Linked DNA regions of Homo sapiens: region 1 is linked to region 2. A link is an interaction called in ENCODE POLR2A ChIA-PET data of the cell type or tissue named here. Cell type or tissue: HepG2. All regions are shown on one strand. Each heading gives the region's core, and the rest is flanking DNA. Links, peaks and the distances in the headings are about the cores only.

Region 1 (5,385 bases), core at 95-5,094, 210 kb before region 2:
TATTGAAATAAGTCAAAAGAATAATTACAAAATAATAAAAATGAAAATTCTTAATTTTCAAGTATTGAAATTTGAAAACTAAGACATACGGTCAAAGCTGTACAGAGAGGAAAATTGGTAGTCGAAACACTTACAGCACTGAACAATAAGGTATTGAATAAAGTATTCATTTCAAGAACAACAGCAACAAGAAAATCCCTAAGAAAGGCAAAATGAAAGAATGAATAAAGAAGAACCAGAAATTAATGAATTAGAAAATAGAAATTGGAATGGGTAAATATATGTGAAAGTAAATTGCCTGCAAATGGGTAGAAAAATATTTTAACAAAACAAAGTGGTAGCTAACCACTGATAGTTTTCTAGGAAAATATAAATTATCAAAAGAAATTCCAGAAAATATAGAAAACCTAAACAGACCAAAAATAACAAATGAAATAAAGTTACTCCCCAAAATTGCCAGTTTTTATAAGAAATCTTTGCAAGCCTTTCAAAAATATTCATATGTTATTTAAACATTTCCAGATCATGTAAAGATAAAAATCTTCCTATTATCTTTTTCAAAGCCAAAATAAGACTCATAACATAAACTGACAAAGATGTGTATACACACACAAACACACACACAACAAAGATCACTTTTACTAATTGTCATTTATTTGAAAGAAAATTGTTATATTTCTTCCCACACTATACACATACAAAAATTTCAAATGGATTGAAGACTTAGATATATTTTAAAACCACAAAAGTAATGGAAAGAAAACTTAGAATTTTTTTGTAGTTTTAAGAAAGGGATTTATAAGCATAGACAAGACCCAGAAACATTATTTTTTAAAAGCTAGTAGGTTTTTCTGAACAAAAATAAGGTTCTTCATGGAAAATATACATTAACAAAGAAAAAGACAATAAACTAGGAGAACATGTGTACAACACATAAAGCAAATACAATCAATCATATTACAGTATGTAGAAAGCAAATACAATGTAGCAAGAAAAAGACAGGCAAACAAGTAGAAAAATGAGAAAAAGGTATAAGCAGAAAGTTCATTTAAAAATGTAAATAACAAATATGTGGAAAGGGGCCAATCTTACTAAAAATCAAAGCGTTATCAACTAAAACAAATATGGGATATGTATTTTTCAAATAGATTGGTAAAATCTTTAAAGATTTTCAAAACCCAAATTTGGAGCAGTTTTGGGACAATAAATATAATCATAAATTACTGATAGGAGAGTCAATTTTACCAATTTTTTGCAGAATTTTCTTGCCATATGTTTAACAACATAAATATGTTCATTTTCAAAATTTCTCTAACAGAAGTATACCCTATAAAGACACTTGGAGAAGTGTGCAAAGATACATGTGTAAAGGTGATCACTGAAGCATGATTTGTAATACTGAAAATCTAGAAGCTACTTAAATATCTTGAAGAGGAGGCTCATTAAATAAGTTTTGGTAGAGTCATATATTACAAGCCATTTCTGAAAACAGATTTGTATGTACTAATTTAGATTTATATGTACAAATAAGAAATGCTATCAATGTATTATTAACTGAAAAACATACTTGGCAATATTTAGCAGAAACCTTATGCTAGGAGGTGATTCAGGAAGGGTTTATTTTTCTCCTACAACAGACTCGTTCTACAATTGCTCAAGAGGCTAAAACAGAATGTCAGGAATGCAAGATCTATCTTTGTGCTCCACTATAATTAACAAATAGATCGGCCTTTGTTCTTGTATATGTCACTTCAAAGGCATAAGATGGTGACCACACCTCCAGACTTCACATCTCTCTTTCGGGCAGAAGAAATACCTTCTCTTTTTATTTGGGAAGGGATGCCCTGTTCATGCACTTTTACGTTTGTCTATCTGGTAAATCGATTGCATGTAGGGATCCAGTTTCTCATGCCTCTTATATTTATGCCCTTTGGTTGTGACTGCGAGCTTGGACACGTGCCTTGATTTGACCACCAGGACAGTAGCAAACAACAGAGCAAAGACTTGAAAATGAACTTGCACATTTCTGCTTTCTCTCTTGGACTCCTGGCACTGCCATGGAGTCCCTCTCGCTGCCAGGAACCAGCTATATTCATACAAAAGACACATGAGGAAGAGCTGAATGGTCCCCACCTGCAGCCCCCCAGTGCAACCAACCTCTACCCAGCTCACCAGATGCCCACAGACACACGAATAAGCCCGGCCATGATCAGCTGAGACACGTCCAGATCAGAAGGGTCCAGACACTTTAAATATTTATTTAAGTTACTAAGTTTGTATGCCCTATAGAAATCAGAAACTGAAGGACGCTCATTGTTCAGAATTATATCCCAACATCATTATTTATTGAAGAAAAGTAGAGAAAATTAAATATTTTTACCTAGGCACATTCCCTCAAACAACCAAGTTTCTCTAAATAAGAATTAAGGGGGAAAAATGGCATTAGGAAGACCACTGACAATATTTCCCCCAGACAGGTAAAAAGATAAACGCCAGTGTTTTGATATAAAAAATAAATGAGCTGAGATAAAAAGAGAGACCAAAATGTTGATAGTTTTCTCTAATTCAGGAATCAGGAAAAAAAAAAATCTGTAAAGGGCTAGATAGTAAACATTTGGGGCTTTGCAGGCCTTTTGATCTCTGTCACAACTGCTCTGCTCTACCATGGGTAACACAAAAGCAGCCATAGACACTGTGTAAACAAATGGGCGTGGCTAGTTTGCAATAAAACTTTTTTAACAAAAACACAGTGAGCTGGACTTGGCCTGTGAAATATAGTTTGCAGATCCCTGCTCTATTGCTAAGATCACGAGTGACACTTTCTTGTTCATGCTTTTCTGAATTGAGTGGATTTTTATAATTAGTAAAAAAAGATATATAAAATCATGTGTAACTTAAAAATAGCTAAGACAAAATATTTATTCAAATTCAAAATCTTATGTTTTCAATATTTAAAAAAACACAAATGAACATCCAACCCAAGTAGTTAGAAAACACACACACAGCATAAAGAAATTAATGGAAATAAAGAATAAAATATTGCATTAAAAATAGATAAACCATTGACTTAACAAGTAAACATAAGTCAATGGTTTTCCTAAGAATGTAGGAATAAGTTTCATAACATGAAATATATCCCAAGGTTCTCTTGAAAAGACACTGAAGTATTATCCTCCCTTTTCCCTTTTTTTTATTTCCAACTTTTAAGTTCAGGGGTACATGTGCAGGATGTGCAGGCTTGTTACATAGGTAAACATGTGCCATGGTGGTTTGCTGCACAGAACATCCCATCACCCAGGTATTTATCCCAGCACCCACTAGCTATTCTTCCTGATGCTCTACCTCTTCCTACCCACTACCCTTTGACAGGCCCCAGTATGTGTTGTTCCCCACCATGTGTCCATGTTTTCTCATCATTCAGCTCCCACTTGTAAGTGAGAACATGAGGTATTTGGTTTTCTGTTCCTGCGTTAGTTTGCTAAGGATAATGCCCTCCAGCTCCATCCATGTCCCTGCAAAACACATAATCTCATCCCTTTTGTTGGCTGCATAGTATTCCATAGTGTATATGTGCCACATTTTCTCTATCCAGTCTGTCATGGTTGGGCATATAAGTTGATTTCATGTCTTTGCTATCATAAGTAGTGCTGCAATAAACATACACGTGCATGTATCTCTGATCATATATCTAGAAAACTTCATTGTCTCAGCCCAAAAGCTGCTTTTTTTTTTTCTTTTTTTTCCTTTTTTGAAATGGAGTCTTGCTCTGTCGCCCAGGCTAGAGTGCAGCGGCACGATCTCGACTCACGGCAACTTCCACTTCCTGGGTTCAAGAAATTCTCCTGCCTCAGCCTCCCAAGTAGCTGGGATTATAGGCACCCACCATTACACCCAGCTAATTTTTGTATTTTTAGTAGAGAGAAGGTTTCACTATCTTGGCCAGGCTGGTCTTGAACTCCTGACCTCGTGATCCTCCTGCCTCAGCCTCCCAAAGTACGGGGATTACAGGTGTGAGCCACTGCTCCTGGCCAAGCTTCTTAAGCTGATAAGCAACTTCAGCAAAATCTCAGAATACAAAATAAATATACAAAAATCACTAGCATTCCTACACACCAATAGGCAAGCTGAGAGCCAAATCATGAACGAACTCCCTTTCACAATTGCCACAAAAAGAATAAAATATCTTAAAAATGCAGCTTATAAGGGAAGTGAAGGACCACTTTAAGGAGAACTACTTACCACTGCTCAAAAAAATCAGAGATGACACAAATGGAAAAACATTCCAAGCTCATACATAGGAAGAATCAATATTTTGAAAATGGCCATACTGCCCAAAGCAATTTATAGATTTAAGGTTATTCCCATTAAACTACCATTGACATTCTTCACAAAATTAGAAAAAAACTATTTTAAAATTTATATGGAACCAAAAAAGAGCTCAAATAGCCAAGGCACTTGTAAGCAAAAAGAACAAAGCTGGAGGCCTCACATTACCTGACTTCAAACTATACTACAGGGCTACAGTAACTAAAACAGCATGGTACTGGTAGAAGAACAGACATATAGACTAATGGAGCAAAATAGAAAACCCAGAAATAAGATGACACACCTGCAACCATCTGATCTTCAACAAACCTGACAAAAACAAGCAATAGGGAAATGATTCCCTATTTAATAAATGATGCTGGGAGAACTGGCTAGTCATATGCAGAAAATTGAAACTGGACCTCTTACTTACACCATATACAAAACTAAACTCCAGATGGGTTAAAAACTTAAATGTAAAACCCAAAACTAGAAAAATCCTAGAAGAAAACCTAGGCAATACCATTTAGGACATAGGCACAGGCAAATATTTCACGACAAAGATGTCAAAAGCAATTGGAACAAAAGCAAAAATTGACAAATGGGATCTAATTAAACTAAAGAGCTTCTGTGCAGCAAAAGAAACAATAGAGTAAATAGACAACCTACAGAATGGGAGAAAATTTTTGCAATCTATCCACCTGACAAAGGTCTAATATCCAGTATCCATAAGGAACTTAAACAAATTTACAAGAAAAAAAAACATTAAAAAGTAGGCAAAGGACATGAACAGTCACTTCTCAAAAGAAGACACACATGTGGCCAAAAATCATATGGAAAAAAGCTCAACATCACTGATCATTAGAGAAATGCAAATCAATATCACAGTGAGATACCATCTCACACCAGTCTGAATGGCTATTAAAAAGGCAACAAAAGCCAAAATAGACAAATGGGATCTAATTAAACTAAAGAGCTTCTGCACAGCAAAAGAAACTACCATCAAGTGAACAGGCAACCTACAGAATGGGAGAAAATTTTTGCAATCTACTCATCTGACAAAGGGCTTATATCCAGAAT
Region 2 (5,385 bases), core at 62-5,061:
TCTGTCTTAGCTCTGGCTACTATAACAAAGTACCATAGACAGAGTAGCTTATAGACAACAGACATTTATTCCTCACAGTTCTGGAAGCTGGAAGTCAAGATCAGGATGCCAGCATGGTCGAGTTCTGGCAAAGGCCCTCTTCCAGACTGCAGACTGGTAGAAAGAGACAGACATCTCTGGGGTCCTTTTTATAAGGACACTAATCCTATTCATGAGAGCTTCACCCTCAGGACCTCATTTCCTTCCAAGCTTCCACCATCACATTAGGGGTTAGGATTTCAACATATGAATTTATGAACATAAACATTCAGTCCATAACAATATCTATCTCTTCAAGTATCTTCTTTCTCTTTGCCCCCTTTCATTTTGGTGATCTAAGAGTAACCTGTGTCTTCTGTTCTAGGATGTTACCAGCTTCCCAGAGAAATCACCCACCCCACTCAGTTGGCATGGCCAATAAAGTCAGAACATAGCACTACAGTAGGGAGGAGAGGATTGGAGAAAGGCTTCTTGGCCCTAGTGTGGGTCTTACAATTAGATAAAGTATCGTATTAGATGGCTATGTGACGGGCGTTCCCCACTGGAAATCTGAATCCGTGGCTTCATCTCAGCCAAATCTCAGCTGCAGAGTTGAGTAAGCTTCCCAAGACCATCCCTGCCCTTGAAAGGTGGAGGTTCATAACCTGTGCTGAGAACCTGGCAGGATGAACCAAGGCTAAGAAGTCAACACATTTCCATTCACCACCATGGCAGCATTGTGAGAAAGGCAAGAAGCGAACATCTTGAAATGACTGAGTTTAAAACTGGGAATGGCTAAAAAATCCCTTAGCTTACCTGATATGATGAGACTAATTTTCTACATCAAGTTAAAAAAAATGAGTAGGCTTCAAGTTAGAAATTAATGTTAGCATTTGAAAGTGAAAGAAGTTTCACCTGCATGCTGCGAGCTTTGTGCCTGCTGCTATAATAATGTTTCAAACAGGCTGTATGGGGGATCTCTGTCCTTCTCCCTCATTTGCTCCTGGATAATCATTTGGCTGCCACTGAAGCAGCGATCTGAGTTGTGCGGCAGCCAAGAAAATCTCAGATCCTGTGTTTGCTAATTGGACGTAGCAATTCATGCTCAGGGGCAACCAGTAAAATGGGCTTCACTCTGCCAGAATTGTTTTGGCTTGCATTTTTGGGTTAGTCACACTCCCAGTTCTCTGACCCCTGAAGTATCTTCCTGGCCAATAGCATCCCGATTCTCCACCCAGACATAGGGAATGCTCATTGCACTATATCTGGAGATGCCAAGGCCTTCTGTGGAAGATGAGGGTTTGCAGTTGGACAGAGCTTTTGTATTTTTCTGAAACTTGTTCACTTTAGAATAGAGTTAATATGATAATCAATTCACAAGAAACTAGAAGTCATAAACATTAGACAATAATATTCTGGCATATATTTCCACTTTAGAGATAATATAAATCATAGCTTGCAAGTCAAATTAGTGAAACAGGTGGCTCAACGATAAGACTTTAGGTTTAATTAAAATTAAATAACCTTTAGTTATGAAATTATAAAATGGAGGTCCAGATGATCACCTGTGCCTGACCTGTGCAGTGGATGCTTAGATTATTAAAGGATGTTTGGGAAAATGAGAAAACAATTACATTGGATCTTCAAATTACTCCTGAAGATTTACAATTTTTCTCTCTATATAAAGTTTGAAGTAGAGAACATTACCATAAAGAGAAAATTACTCTAGTTATTTAGAACTTTAAATAAGTCAGTTCTTCAAATCAAACATTTATTCAAAGCTCTTTGATTTGAAGGGTATTTATAGTTTTCCTAATTAGGGTATAACAACTAACAAAGTTTACATTTTGATTACTTTTCAATAGGACTTTTTTGGCATTTACTGTTTGATTTCTACAGCATGTCTTACTTTCCTCCATTTTACAAAGAGATATGTGTAAATGGAGGGGTTAAATTACGTGGTAGGTGCTATGTTGGCTACACTGGAGCTAAAAGGAACTCCTGCCTTCTGGTCCAGAGTCTACTGATTCATTTTTCCTCGATCAACTGTCCTCTGCCTCAGGGATGCCACAGAGAAGAAAACCAAGTCCTTTACACATAAACGTATGGTGCCTTAGGTAGTGGTTAGAGCTAAGGGGAAAAATAAGTACAGGCAGGGGGACTGGGGTGAACATGGGAAGTGCCTATGTGTGTGTGTTGGGGGAAGGGAAATTGTATTAGTCTGTTCTTATGCTGCTAATAAAGACAAACCCAAGACAGGGTAATTTATAAAGAAAAGAGGTTTAATGGACTCACCATTCCACATGGCTGGGGAGGCCTCACAATTATGGCAGAAGGCAAAGGAGAAGCAAAGCCACGTCTTTTATGGTGGAAGGCAAGCGAGCTTGTGTAGGGTAACTCCCATTTATAAAACCATCAGATCTCGTGGGATTTATTCACTACAACAAGAACAGTATGGAGAAAACCCACCCCCATGATTTAATTATCTCCACCTGGCTCCACCCTTGACACGTGGGGATTATTACAATTCAAAGTGAGATTTGGGTGGGGGCACAGCCAAACCATATCAGAAATTACTCCTAGTTTATGAGAAAAAGTCAAGGAGTGCTATATTGATGAGGTGACATCAATGTCAGTTTCTCACATCACCAATTTGTCACAAATGGTCAAGGACGAGAAGAAAATGTGGAAATGGATCCTGCAAATATCTAGGGGAAGAGAAGTATAGGCCAGGGATTATCCAGCCCACTACCTGTTTTTGTAAATAAAGTTTCACTGGAACACAGCCAAGCACAGTTGTTTACATATTATCTACGGCTGTATTTGCACAGTTTGTGCAACACTGGCACTGTTGCAATGTGGTTGCAACTTGGGCTGTATGTGGCCCCCAAAACTGAAAATATTTACTATCTAGCTCATTAAAGAAAAGGTTTGCTTACTACTGGTTTACACAGAGGCAATAACAAATGCAAAGCCCCGAGGCTGCTTGATATCATCAAGGAACAGCAAGAAAGCAAGTGTGGCTATGTTGGGATGGGCAAGGGGAGAGGGAGAGTAGGTAAGGACAGAGTAGAGAGTGGGGACTGGATCCTATAGCACCTTTATAGGCCATTGTAAAGAACTTTGACTTTTACTTAGAGGGAGATAAGGATGCTGAGTACAGAACTGACATGACATATTTTAACTTCAGCACTCTCTTTAGAGTAGATGACATGGTTCTAGGGATGGTGGCTCAGGCCTGTAATCTCAGCCCTTTGGGAGACTTGAGGCCATGAGCTTGCACAACATAGAGAGACCTCATCTCTAGAGAAAATATAAAAATTAGCTGTGGTGGTGCATGTCTGTAGTCCCAGCTACTCAGGAGACTGAGGCAGGAGGATTGCTTAAACCCAGGTGTTCAAAGTTGCAATGAGATATAATCACACCACTGCACTCTAGAGTGAGACCCTGTCTCAAATTTAAAAAACAACAACAACAAAAACTTGACTAGGTGAAAGGGGGTTTGTTTAACATATACTGCAATCACCCATATGAAAAATGATTCTGGCCTGAACCAAAGTATGAGGGTGGAGACTGTGAGAACTTGTTGAATTCTGAAAATATTGTAAGGATAGAGCTAACAGGATTTGCCAATGGACTTAAAATAGAGGTATGTGTGTGATGGCCAGGGGTGAGAGGTGAGGAGAGCAGGTGATCAGAGGTTACTGATGTGAGCCTGAACATCTGAGAGGGTAGAATCACCATTAACAGACATAGGAAGATTTTGGGAGGTGTAAGGTATAGATTGAAGTTGGAAGTGAAGAATTTAGTTTGGACATTAAATTTTACATGGCTTTTGGATATAAGCTTCTTATATAAATGAAAAGCATACACAAATAAAATCTGGAGTTCAGGGAAGAAGTTTGAAGTAAACATACAAATTTGGGAGTCATCAATGTTTAGATAATATTTAAGTCATCTTAATATCTTAAGTCACCTAGAGAATGGTTATAGACGTTAAAGAGAATGATTTTATTAGTTATCACTTAATACATGTGACAATTTTGAGCTAGGAACTAAAGTTTGCTATGTAATCTTACAACACTTTACTTAGGTATTTGTATGCTCATTTTACACACGAGGAAATGAAAAGTGTGAAGTGACTTGTCTGACTCTACTTAGCTAGCGAAATGTTAGAGGAGGCAGTAGGCAGACATGAGCAGAGCGGGAGAGGTCCCCCCGACCCAACCTTCCTTCCAGGAATGTCAGGTAATGGGCAGGCAAATTGTTAAACTGTCTCGCTAAAATAATAATTGATTGCAGCTAGTGCTAAGGAAAGGCCATGTCCCAACAGATAGAAAACACCTGAAGATGGTGATCAGCAGCTTCCCAGTAAGATCTCAGGAGTTGGTTGAGTGGGCTCAAACATGCACACTAAGAGGCAAAATAGCAGTGTTTAAGTGGTCTATGGTATATGACGTTCCTTTAGGAACACTGAATGGTAAGGGAAAAACATCTCAGATGAGCCTGTGCACAACTTCAGTAAACACACTGAGCACGCTCACCTCCCAAGTGCTGGCAGGCCACTGTGCACGCGGACAGCCTGCCTCAGGGAAAAATCAAGAGAGGGGAGATGCAAAAGCCCAGAACCATATCAACATGTAAAAGCTCAAGTCAAAGGTCAAACCGGGCACCTGGATCTCTCAAGTTGCCTGTATGGCCCTCTTCAGATTGTTCTTTACTTCCTTTTATTCCTACTCTAAAACTTCTTTTTTTTTTTTTTTGAGACGGAGTCTCACTCTGTTGCCCAGGCTGGAGTGCAGTGGTGCAATCTCGGCTCACTGCAACCTCCGCCTCCCAGGTTGAAGCGATTCTACTGTCTCAGCCTCCTGAGTAGCTGGAATTACAGGCACGCCCCATCATGCCTGGCTAATTTTTGTATTTTTAGTAGAGACGAGGTTTCACCATGTTGGCCAGGCTGGTCTCGAACTCCTGACCTCAGGTGATCCGCCCACCTCGGCCTCCCAAAGTGCTGAGATAGCCACCATACTTGGCCCAAAACTTCTTGATGAACTCCTGCTCAAAAGCTTCCCTCGGTCTATCTGTTTTATGCCCCTCAGTTGAATTCTTTCCTCTGAAGAGGCAAGAACCGAGCTGCTGCAGACACATACAGGCTCACCACTGCTAACAACAGGATCTAGGTATGTCTGCCTTAGCGGTCTGAGACCTCACTGTTATGTCATGACATAAGAAATAGAAATACAAAAGACTGAGCATCAGTAGCAAATATTTGAATAGTTGAACAAAAAAACAAATACTGAAGTAGGTAGCACATTGACACCAATATTGTCACCGGGTGGGTACCTCTCCTCTATGTCTCAATTGCAG

Evidence for each region. ChIA-PET counts read pairs that join two places held together with the same protein. Peaks named below come from ENCODE experiments on the same cell type or tissue, not always from the same donor. Only the 100,000 strongest peaks of a DNase experiment are listed, where the experiment ranks them.
Region 1: POLR2A ChIA-PET joins it to region 2 with 8 read pairs; 4 of 35 experiments call an interaction of 5 or more read pairs at or near these places.

The regions. Positions count from the first base shown.
Region 1 is chr6:146,982,655-146,988,039 of GRCh38, forward strand. The region is part of intron 6 of STXBP5-AS1 (STXBP5 antisense RNA 1); the gene reads right to left. Among named protein-coding and RNA genes, the nearest start is that of LUADT1, 170 kb to the right of the region's middle. In HepG2, for the core only: no CTCF peak of the experiment used is centred there; DNase peaks (open chromatin) are centred at 1,787 and 2,677; H3K4me3 peaks cover 1,432 bases.
Region 2 is chr6:147,189,641-147,195,025 of GRCh38, forward strand. The region is part of intron 1 of STXBP5-AS1 (STXBP5 antisense RNA 1); the gene reads right to left. Among named protein-coding and RNA genes, the nearest start is that of STXBP5, 12 kb to the right of the region's middle. In HepG2, for the core only: no CTCF peak of the experiment used is centred there; a DNase peak (open chromatin) is centred at 2,831; H3K27me3 peaks cover 230 bases.